2 separate regions of the Homo sapiens genome follow, and region 2 is linked to region 1. Evidence: chromatin loops called from intact Hi-C (ENCODE). Cell type or tissue: Caco-2. All regions are shown on one strand. Each heading gives the region's core, and the rest is flanking DNA. Links, peaks and the distances in the headings are about the cores only.

Evidence for each region. A loop is a pair of places that touch in the nucleus more often than their neighbours do. Peaks named below come from ENCODE experiments on the same cell type or tissue, not always from the same donor. Only the 100,000 strongest peaks of a DNase experiment are listed, where the experiment ranks them.
Region 2: a loop joins it to region 1, with 4 times the contacts of the local background. A loop is called at or near these places in 1 of 110 quality-filtered maps.

The regions. Positions count from the first base shown.
Region 1 is chr2:236,690,693-236,696,035 of GRCh38, reverse strand. No RefSeq gene overlaps it. Among named protein-coding and RNA genes, the nearest start is that of ACKR3, 120 kb to the right of the region's middle. RefSeq lists enhancers at 3,502-4,002, 4,003-4,503. In Caco-2, for the core only: no CTCF peak of the experiment used is centred there; DNase peaks (open chromatin) are centred at 2,275 and 4,015.
Region 2 is chr2:236,953,861-236,959,203 of GRCh38, reverse strand. COPS8-DT (COPS8 divergent transcript) reads left to right here. Exons shown (of 3, transcript NR_187934.1): 2 at 5,221-5,343. Among named protein-coding and RNA genes, the nearest start is that of COPS8-DT, 130 kb to the left of the region's middle. In Caco-2, for the core only: no CTCF peak of the experiment used is centred there; DNase peaks (open chromatin) are centred at 2,693, 2,983 and 3,393.

The DNA of each region.
Region 1 (5,343 bases), core at 180-5,179:
AAGGTACGTGGGGTCCAGGTTCAAGTCTGGCTGTGTCTTCTGCCTAAGGGACAATAGGACAGTGCACAGAAGTCAGGGTGGAGAGAGACTTAAAAAGGAAAGCTTACATCGAGTGCTGCAGAAGAGCAGAGAGGAGCAGGAGGATGAGATTCTTCTCATTGGAGGAGACAGAACAAAACAAGTTTTCTCCTTCCACCTAATCCCACCTCCCCAGGTCTTTCCATGGACCTCTGCAGTTCTGGATCATCTGCAACCTGGGCACTTGCAGGACCCCTGGGCAGTGGAACTGGATTTCTTGAGTCCCTTCCATCAGCACTTCTCCTTTGGGACTATTTTCATTTTTAGGAACTCCCCTTTCCTCTTTCCTTGCCTCAATTGAGAATCTCATGTTAGGATTACCAAAGCCTACATTCCTTTGCCCTTTTAGAAATCTGCCGTTTTTCAACTCCTAAGAATCTCGCCAGAAAAGACCCCTGTGGATGGCTCAGAGGTAAGGCACTATTAGCCAGGAACATCCATGCTGGGCTAATCCCTGGGGGAGCCTGAGCCACTGGCTCAGATGACGATGTCCTCAGACTTCGGGGACATCAAGCATCCAGGGCAAATATGGGGAGGGGAGCCACCAGCCTGCAGGCAGACACAAGGGCACTGAACACCACCCAAGTCAGCACTTCTTGTGTCACAGGCCCACCCAATGCCACTGCCACCCTCGGAGCCCCTACTGATGGGTTGGTCCATGTGAGGGGGCTGCATCCACCTCTTCCCTCAGCCCTGCCTTCCTGCCAGCTCTGTTCCCTCTTCTGACCTCTTTCCCGCCTGCCATTTTGCAACCTTCTGGAGATTTTTATCCAATGTCTGCAGTGCTGCAGATCCCCTCCCCAGCTAGAAGCATCCCAATGGTGGAATTGCAGGCACCCAGAGGGGACATCCCTGTGTGTGAGGGACAGAGGCCCCTCCTGCAACGTCCGAGTCACACCGGTCACTCCAGTCAAAACTCTCTTGTGCCACCGGCCAGAGTAGGTCATGTTGGCCCACGGCTGATTCAGGCAAGGCTGCTGCAGCCATCTCAGAAGCCAAGTCCATTGACCTTGACCTAGGAGCAAATCTCAGAGTAAAGCTCTCTTTTCTACAAAGTCAGGATGAGAAAAGGGAGGAAGATCCCCTTTGGCCTGGCAGGCTCCTCATAGTGGAGATCGGCTGGGTCAATGTCCCCACAGAGGGCTGAGGGGCCCAGCCCCCACCCAGGAAGCTGCAGTAGCCCCTGGGAAAGGGCTGGGCAGTGGCCTTAGGTGTGGAGACCACACACTTCAGGGGCTGGGGACATTTATGAACTGGAATCAATGAGATTAACTTCAGGGAATGAGGGAGACAGAGGGCGGCTCCTGACCCAGGTGAGTGAGGCAGGTGAGTTGGTGGCAGCTTTGTCCTTAGTAAAGCCAGGGACAGTTATGGGAGGGGAGCCTGCTGAATGCTCAGCACCGGGCCAGGTGCCCCCGCATCTGAAGGGAAGCTAACACATTCTGTTTCCACATCCTAGGCAGGAACTCCCTACTGGGCAGCCAAGGAGCTCTGCACAGCAGCTATACCTATACAGGGAGATGGGGGCTTGGAGGTCATTCTGTCTTGCGCTGAGAGCTGACTCATCAGAGAGGATAACCATTCCCCACAGGGGAGACTGTCGAGGAAGAGAGAACAAGCAGACGTGGGTCATGACTCCAGAAAACCTCCACACTGAGGGCTGCAGACAAGGAGAGCTGTCGTCTGTCTGTCTCCTCAAGAACGGATTTCCAGGCTTCTTTGTTCTCCATGCCAACTGCCCCCAAGCAGGAGCTCAGTGACGGTGTGATGAATGAATGAATGAATTTGAGGGGCCTACAAGTAGCTAGCTACCCTTCAACTTTGGGCAGGCAGCTCCAACTCCCTGACTTTTTGTTTGCTTGTCTATAAAATGCAAAGAATCCCACAGGATATAAGAAAGTGATATGTCGCAGATGAGAAGCTGACTCAGTGAGGGTGTCCTGCCTGCTGGTCACCTTTCCTTCCCGGGCCACACTTTCCTCTGCTGTAAACAGAGGCTATGGGACTCTTTGTTGAGGTCTCTTCCCGATGGGATTTCAGGACTCTAAATGCACAAAGGAATCCACAGAGTGGGTGGGATGCCTGGGCAGTGGGAGGGGACAGAGACCAGGAGGGCAGGAGCTGTACCTCTTTTCCATGAATGCAGTCAGGGTGGTGGGATTCCTGTGTCTCAGCTCAAATCCAAGATAAGAGAAAGCATTCCTCCTTTCCAATCACTGTCATGACTGACAGGTCCTGTAAATCTCCCTCTGCCCAGGTGGAATGCAGACTGTAGACGCAAGGCATTCCCCAACACCCACCGCCCTTCAAAACTGACAAGGCTTTCCCCTGCTAATTGAGTCCCATTGGGCAACGCTTCAGCCCTGAAACCCCTTTTCTTCTGAGAGACGCTGGAGAAAGCAATGTCAATGAGGCAAACATGCAGTGTGGTTAACTGAAATCCGCAAGTTTATTTTATGCAATCTAAAGCTAAAAATGTAGAATTGAGATTCCCCGCATCCTGTAGGTAGATCTTATAACCATTTACAGATGAGTGGATTCAAAATTTCAAGGAAAATGTAAGGTCTGTTGTTTCCAGCCATACAGCCAATAAAGGAGGCAGAACACTCCCTTAAAACGTGAACTATAAAAGACAAACAAATAATTCCCTAAGAGTTAGACTATAATATTTACACATGAGGGGCAGGCCTGAGGTGTGTGCAAACTTCACTTTCCAGAAAGTCAGGGCTCCCTCGCCCACACAGCTCTGCCGTCCTTCTCTCTAAGGACAGGATGCACAGGGGAGATGCAGGTGACTTCCCTGAGGAGCCCAGGACACAGGGTCCCAGGGAAAGTGAGTGGCAGGATCTGGGGAGACGGTGTACCATGCACAGGCATGATGGGGCCAATATCAGTTGCAAGTTCACCACGGACATGGATGCGTTGGGCTGCCCTGGCCTAGTGACATGAAATACAGCAGAAATGTCACAGACAAGGGCCTGAGGCTCATGTTGACCATCGGCCCGACTGCAGTGTCCCAGCCTAGCACTTGTAAGTTCATGGCTTTAGGCTTTGTCTTTTTTTTTTTTTTTTAATGGAGTCTTGCTTTGTTGCCCAGGCTAAAGTGCAACGGCACGATCTTGGCTCACTGCAACCTCAGCCTCCCAGGTTCAAGCAACTCTCCTGCCTCAGTCTCCTGAGTAGCTGGAATTACAGGCACCTGCCACCTCGCCCAGCTAATTCTTTGTAATTTTTTTTAGTAGAGACGGGGTTTCACTATGTTGGCCAGGCTGGTCTCCAACTCCTGACCTCAAGTGATCCGCCCGCCTCGGCCTCCCAAAGTGCCGGGATTACAGGCGTGAGCCACTGAGCCCAGCCAGACTTGGTGTTTATCTAGGTATCATCTTCCTAATATACGTTCAGTTGGAACAGCCTTCCATCAATATTAGTTTAAAAAAAAAAAAACCCTGCATAATTAACCCTTTCATAAGCATCTTCTAAATTCCAATTGGCCTCACCTCTGGGAAGTGAATGTGTGGCCAGGCTGTCCGCAAGCCCTCACTGTGGCCCTGGCAAGCACCTCCTCTTTATTTGGTGCCATTTCTGAGAGACTGAGGGTATTTTGCTGCCAGTGATACCCAGAGCTCCACTATACCAGGTCATCTTCCTTTTTTTTTTTTTTTTTTTTTACCAGCTTTGCTTGTTACAGCACAGGTCATACATTCTAGGAACAGTCTGCAGCTGAAAGCCATCTCTGAAATTCTCTCCCTGAGCCTGACCTGGTACACAGGAGGACACCACAGCCAGGACAGGACCTGCTCAGGCTCTCCAGTGGTAGACACGAAACAGCTGCATCCCAGGGTCAAGGGCCCGAGGGCCCATGCTTGCCCCGGGTGGGAGAAAACATGACGAGCCTGTGGCAGTGAGAAGGAGGCCACACACAGGTCGGGGCATGTTCTGCTCTGGGGTTGAGTCAGAAGTGCAGAACCCCAGGGCCCAGACGTGGAATCTGTGGTAGAAATGGATCCCCCTGGGGGCCTTTCAAGCAGCCTGCCCCATGGGGGTGAACCCTCTGGCAGGAGCTGAGCAGGATCAGGAGATGGCCAAGGGGAGGCAGTGCCCACAGCCAAGGAGCCACAGGGGAGAAAGATAAGGGAGACTGTATTCATTTCCTGTCACTCCTGCAACAATGACCTCAGACAAAGTGGCTTAAAACAATGCTCATGTATTACCCGGTGGTTCTGGGGTTCAGAAGCCTGGAATGGGCCTCAATGGGATAAAGCAAATGTGCTGGCTGGGCTGGTTCCCTCTGGAGGCTCTGGGGGAGAATCTATTTCTTTGCCTTGTCCAGCTTCCAGAAGCCACTTGTGTTCCCTGGTCCGTGGCGCCTTCCTCCATCTTCAAAGCCGGCTACAGTGGCCAAGACCTTCTCACCTGCCTCTCCTTGGTCGCTGTTCCATTATAAGAACACTGGGGATTACATCAGGCCCACCCAGATAGTCTGGGGTAGTCTTCCTATTAAAAAGTCAGCTGTCTCAGCACTTTGGGAGGCTGAGGCGGATGGGTCATGAGGTCAGGAGATCGAGACCATCCTGGCCAACACGGTGAAACCCCTCTCTACTAAAATTTAAAAAATTAGCCGGGCGTGGTGGCGGGCGCTTGTAGTCCCAGCTACTCGAGAGGCTGAGGCAGGGGAATCGTTTGAACCCGAGAGGTGGAGATCACAATGAGCCGAGATTGCGCCACTGCACTCCAGCCTGGGCAACAGAGAAAGACTCCCTCTCAAAAAAAAAAAAAAAAAAAAAAAAAAGTCAGCTGATTGACACCCTTAGTTCCACTGCCTGCTTGGTTCCCTCTGCCATGTAACCTCCCATACACAGGTTCCCAGGATTAGATGCAAACCTCTCTCACACCACAGGGAGCCCCTGAGGACATAAAAAATCAGCCTTAGGGGAGAACTTCAGCTGAGACATCTGCCGGGACCAAAGAGCACAAACCATCTACAACTGAACCATCAAGCAAGAACCTCCACCCCACCTAGGAGAGGAGAGCCAGCCCAGAGGCAGCCATGCCAGGGCCAGCAGGGGACAGGAAGAGACTGGAGGTGAAGGTCAATTTAGAGTTGTGACTTTTAGGTGGACAGTTTTGTTTTTGTTTTTCCTTTACAGAATGGAGACCATGAATTCAAAGTGAACGTAGGATGTTAAATCATTTCAATGAGAGCAGAGAAGTCAGGAGGAAGGCCCGGGCCAAGAGAAAAACCTAGCCCACTGGTTGAGGACGCAG
Region 2 (5,343 bases), core at 105-5,104, 260 kb before region 1:
GTGAGCCGTGATCGCGCCACTGCACTCCAGCATGGGTGACAGAGTAAGACCTTGTCTCAAAAAATAAAATAAATAATTTTTTCAATTGATCACATGTTAAAATGATGTCATTTTGATATATTAGGTTAAATCAAATATATTATTAAAATTATTTATTTTTACTGTTGTTAAATGCAGCTACTAGAAAATGTCAAGTTCCACATGTGACTGTCTGTATTTCTGTATATGATTGTCTTTAGCTCAAGGTTTCTTCATTGCATTCCTTTAGTCTCTCTCTGTCATATTTTAAGCCAATATTCTAAGGTTTTAATGAATGTTCTTCTTAAAATATATTTTAATATTTGCTGGGACTGCAAACTTCTTCCCTCTTAACTCTTACTTTTCAAGCAATCTTTTTGGAAGTCTATGTCAATTGTTCTTTCAGGTGAATTTCAAAATTATTTTTGCCAAATTCATAAAAAGTCTATTTGGACTATTCATCTGTACATCTAGAAATAGTTTTCCTTTCTCAAATGGATGTCTTTTATGACTTCCTATAGACCTTGGAGGTTTTATTTACATTCTGCACATTTTCTCAAAATCACTTCTATGTTTATAATATTTTTGATACTATTGTGAATAAGATCAATACTCAGGTGCTATTGGTTTTTCCATATTTGTCTTTTAAAGTCACTTAAGCTGCTTTGAAATAATTGTATATTTTCAATTATTGTTATCTGTGAAGAGTATTTTTCTCCTTTTACCGTATGCATTCATTTTATTTGGTTTCCTCTATAGTTACAATGTTACAATGACCAAGGCCCCCAAACCTTAATAAATAATTATGGTGGTAGTGGGCTTTGTTCCTGAAAATAATTTGCTAATATTACTTTTTGGAATATTTACTCTTAAACTTGGCAATGCTTTTTCTTGGCTTTGACTGCCTTCAAGGACAGCCATTAGAGAGGCATTTTCCCTTTCCAAGTAAAATAAGCAGTCTAGAAAACAGAATTTCCTTCTGGCCTTTTGCAACCCACCCACTATAAAAATAAAACAAAACCATTATGTTTTTGGTTTTGAAGCATATTTTCGTAGGGTGACATGCCAGATTACAAACAATCCATAACGCTTTGCAAAAATGTCAGTGGATAGAAGAGCAGTTAGGTCTTCTTTTCTCTGGAATCAAGCTCAAGAAATGTGAGTTAGGGTCAAGCTTTGTGTTAGGGTTAGATTCAGAGGTAGGGTTAAGCCTAGAAAAACCTGGTTTCAAAGTATTCTTGTATTGCATGTCAGTTTTAAAACTCTCTTGAAAACAAAACCACAAACACACTTTTAAATAACTTGAATTAAAGATGAAGTTAAATTGACATTACAAATGCCTTAGAAATGAAGGATGATGAGAGACGTATACATCCAAGTCCGTTAGATGGAGATTCAGAGAAAAACATGGCCTTAAATTCATGTATTAGAAATTACTAACAAATGGAAAATAAATGAACTAAGCTACCAAAAAAATTAAATAAAATCCCTGTAACAAATGTTTTACATTACTAAGTCCTCAAAACATCATTTAGAGGTGTCTTATGTTTTGCATTAACAGATAAAGAAGCTACTAGGATACTTTTTAGAGAAAATGACAGGCTTAGAATTTTCATAGGATAAGCTACAGGAGCAAGCAGGTATCTCTAGCTCTTACACAAAGACAAAAGATGGAAATACTGTTGAGTTTGCCGTTAGCCAGGACTAACGTGACTCCTGGCTCCTCTAGACAGAGGGACTGCTGACCCTGCACATGCAGGGCTGGGGGTAGCTGGATACTGTCCCATTCCTGAGCCTTGGGGAAGTGCATCCTGGTTATGTCTGGAGCTGAAGCAGACAAAACTGGGTGATGAGAAGCATCTTCCTTGTTCTTCAAGGCTTTGTCTGATGAAGATCCAGTGTGGAATCTTTGGCTTAGTCTGGGATTTCTGGGCTGTGAAAGTTCTGGATATGTCTCCGTCCTGAGAAGCATGCTCAGCGTGGCTTGTCATAGACACCGTACACTCTGAAACTGACAAGACATTTTCAGATGCAGCCTCCCTTAAGGGAGTGTCCCTGGGACGGCATTCTGTTCCATAAAATAGTGACCCTATTCCTTGGCTAACGGTCTCTAGGAATTGATATAGTGGAAGGGACATCTTGGTAGGGACCGATTCCAGGAAGATTCTTCTTCTCCCAGCACTCTGCATCATTCTTGCCATTCCTTAAACTGCCCTCCAAGATCCAGCCCCCACCCCAAGTGGATCTCTGTTTTTTACATAGTAGCTCCAGCAGGGCCAAGATGCAGCCCCTCAGGGACTGGTGGATGGATGCATGGGAGCTCTGTGAATGGGGATCTGGGCATGTGAAATGCTGAAATTGAGTTAGGAGAGATTGGTTTGCTGGAGATAATGGCTGTGAAAGGAAAAGGGAGGAGGAAGGATGGAATGGGAGGGGCCATCACACAGTGGTGGACCTGACAGAGCCTCCACCTCCCCAACAGTAAGCTTGGAGTGAAGCTTCCTTGTTCAAAGACTCCCGTGTCAGGTGGAGGTGGCCAGGAAGTCTTGCTCAGTCACCAACTGAAGCCACCCCAAGAATAATATGATCTTAGCTTCAAAGCTGAGGGTGATTTATGAGCTGTCATCTTCATTTGGAGGCTGTTGGCTAACCACACTCCTCACAGCGTGAAGGGGAATCTGAGCTCCCCACACATCTCTGTGCCTGCCACACCCAGTGTGGACTATTGATTACCTCTCTGTAGTCTTGTCAGACACAGATAATATCTTGCTTCTACTGTCGTCAAGCCAAGCTAATCCACAGTTCTAGTAGGAAGATTCCTAACCTCTTAGCACGTTATCTATACTGGGATCCGGTTCCATTTTGAAACAAGAAACCCTATCACTTGCCCCTTTTTGACTCACCACTTAGTGGGGTGATGCTGTGGGAAGACCCCTCTTTCTGACCTCTGGGGCATCCCAGCTGTGTGGGGCCCTCAAGCAGGGTAGAAGCTGTTTCACGGAAGTCTGGGTTTCCTCACCCATTGGGAGTTAAGATTTAATTATCTTTAGAGTAAACCTCCTTCCACCACACTAGGCTGAGAAGAAGTGATAATGTGTTATCTCTTCTGCTAAGCCCTTTTTAAACACGGGCATCATTCAGCTGATCCGAGACAAGATAAAAGAGGGACACTTTGAAAATGGTAATGAATCCAAACAAGAATTCTTGGATGAATCATTTCTGCTCTGGTTTGTATTAGCTACGCAATTAAAGGGTTTACACAAGGGGACCCTCAAAGGGGAATTCTTTAACCACATGAAAGGCGGAAAGGTCGACTCCTAAGAGAAGGCATTCCTGAGCTTTTCTTGACTATTTTTCCCAGACCTTGGAAAAGGCCTGTGCTTTTCAAAGGAGAGGTCACTTGGAGGGAAGACAATCAGAGGCAGGCTGCAGGGGACAGTCCTTCCCAAAGCAAACGGCTTCCTCCTTTTCCCAGTCCTTGAAGCTCAAATCTGCCTTTTGCAGAGCAGAGGGAACGGGGAGCCAGATGGTCGTTCTGAGAGGACTACAGTGAGAAAGGATGACCCAGGGTGTTACTGGTGGTGAATCCACATGGTCTGGAGCAACATCAATTCTTGCCTCCTCAGAATAAAGAATTTGACTAAAGGGGCATAAGGCAGAAGGAGAGACTGAGGCAAGTTTTAGAGCAGGAGTGAAAGTTTATTAGAAAGCTTTAGAGCAGGAAGGAAAGGGAGGAAAGTACTCTTGGAAGAGGGCCAAGCAGGTGACTTGAGAGATCAAGTGCACTGTTGATCTTTGACGGGGTTTTATACGTTGGCATGCTTCTGGGGTCTTGCATCCCTTCTCCCCTGATTCTTCCCTTGGGGTGGGCTGTCTGCATGCACAGTGGCCTGCCAGCACTTGGGAGGGAGCATGCACAGTGTGTTCACTGGAGTTGTGCGCATGCTCACTTGAGACGCTCTTCCCTTACCAGTCAAATGTCCCCGGAAGGTCATAGACCAGTTAACTCCACCATTTTGCCTCTTAAGGCGCATGGTTGAGCCCACTCGCCCAACTCTTGAGATATTATCAAGAAGCTGCTGATCACCAGTTTCCGGTGTTTTCATCTGTTAGGAGACTGTCTTTCTCTGGCATTGGCTGTGATAAATTATTATTTTAGAGAGACAGCATAACAACTGCCTGTCCATCACCTGAAGGTTGCCTGACATTCCTGGTGTGTGTGTGGAGGGCAGCCGTCTCCCGCCCTGCTCATGCCTAACTCCCCACTGGAACAGGGAAACTCCCCAGGTCTCCCTGTCCTCTGGGACCAGGTAAGACTGCCAATTCCGAACATGGTGGCAGGAGCTTGCTTACTCCATCCAGGTTCTAGGCACAGCCTCAGAAGAAGGAGGGAAAGATGTCCCCCACCACCCAAGCTGGGGGCACTCCAAGACAGTCCTTCTGCACCCCAGCCCTGCAGCTAAGCTCCTGTACCTGCTGCTTCCACCTCTAAGATGTTCTCATCTCACATGGACCCTGAGGGGTTGGGGTAGGACCAAGGAGAGGAGAAAGCTCCAGAGCCCCTCAAGGTCAAGTCTACCCTTTTCATGTTTCTCCTCCAGGATTTCATACAGTGCCCAGCACAAAGTAGATGTCCAGTGTGTATATCTTAAAAGGACCCTTAGAAGGTTCTCGGAGAAAAAAAAGGTCCTTTTGTGATCTTCCTTTTCTTAAGGTGACAAACTCCAAATTCATGCTGTAAAAAGCCTGAAATCAAACAACCATGTCTCCTTTTTCCTTTGCATACTTAAGAGGTGAAATGAACTGCAGGGTGGCCTCCCAGGACCTGCCATCCCAACCTCCTTGTGTCAATTCAGCAGCTGTGGAGTTTTGGGAAGAGCAACTCCATCCCCAATTCCTTGACTGGACAAGCCTATTCCCAGTACAGTGGATAGGGCAGGTCAATTAGGCCTTGGCTAATCAGAGCCTGCCTTTCTCTGGGATATGGGGTTGGTTCAGGAGTGTTCCAATTGACTCAAATCTTATGGAGGTGAATGAGGACACGTGTAGACTTGGTGACTGCTGCCATCTTCCAATCGTGGATGTCGGAGGTGGCAAGTACAGAGAGATGGGCAGGGCTGAGAAAATGGCAAAGAAATAGAGACAGAGTTAAGATCAAATATTGCCTAAATGTCACACCCATCTCTGTTTTCTTTTTTTTAGGTGCCATGATAAATAAGCCAGTTTGAGTCACTTGGTCTAATATCGAGACCACGAACATATTGATCACAGAATGTGTTAGGTAAGCATGTTGTTGACTGAAGTGTAAGTAAGGTGCTCACCTTA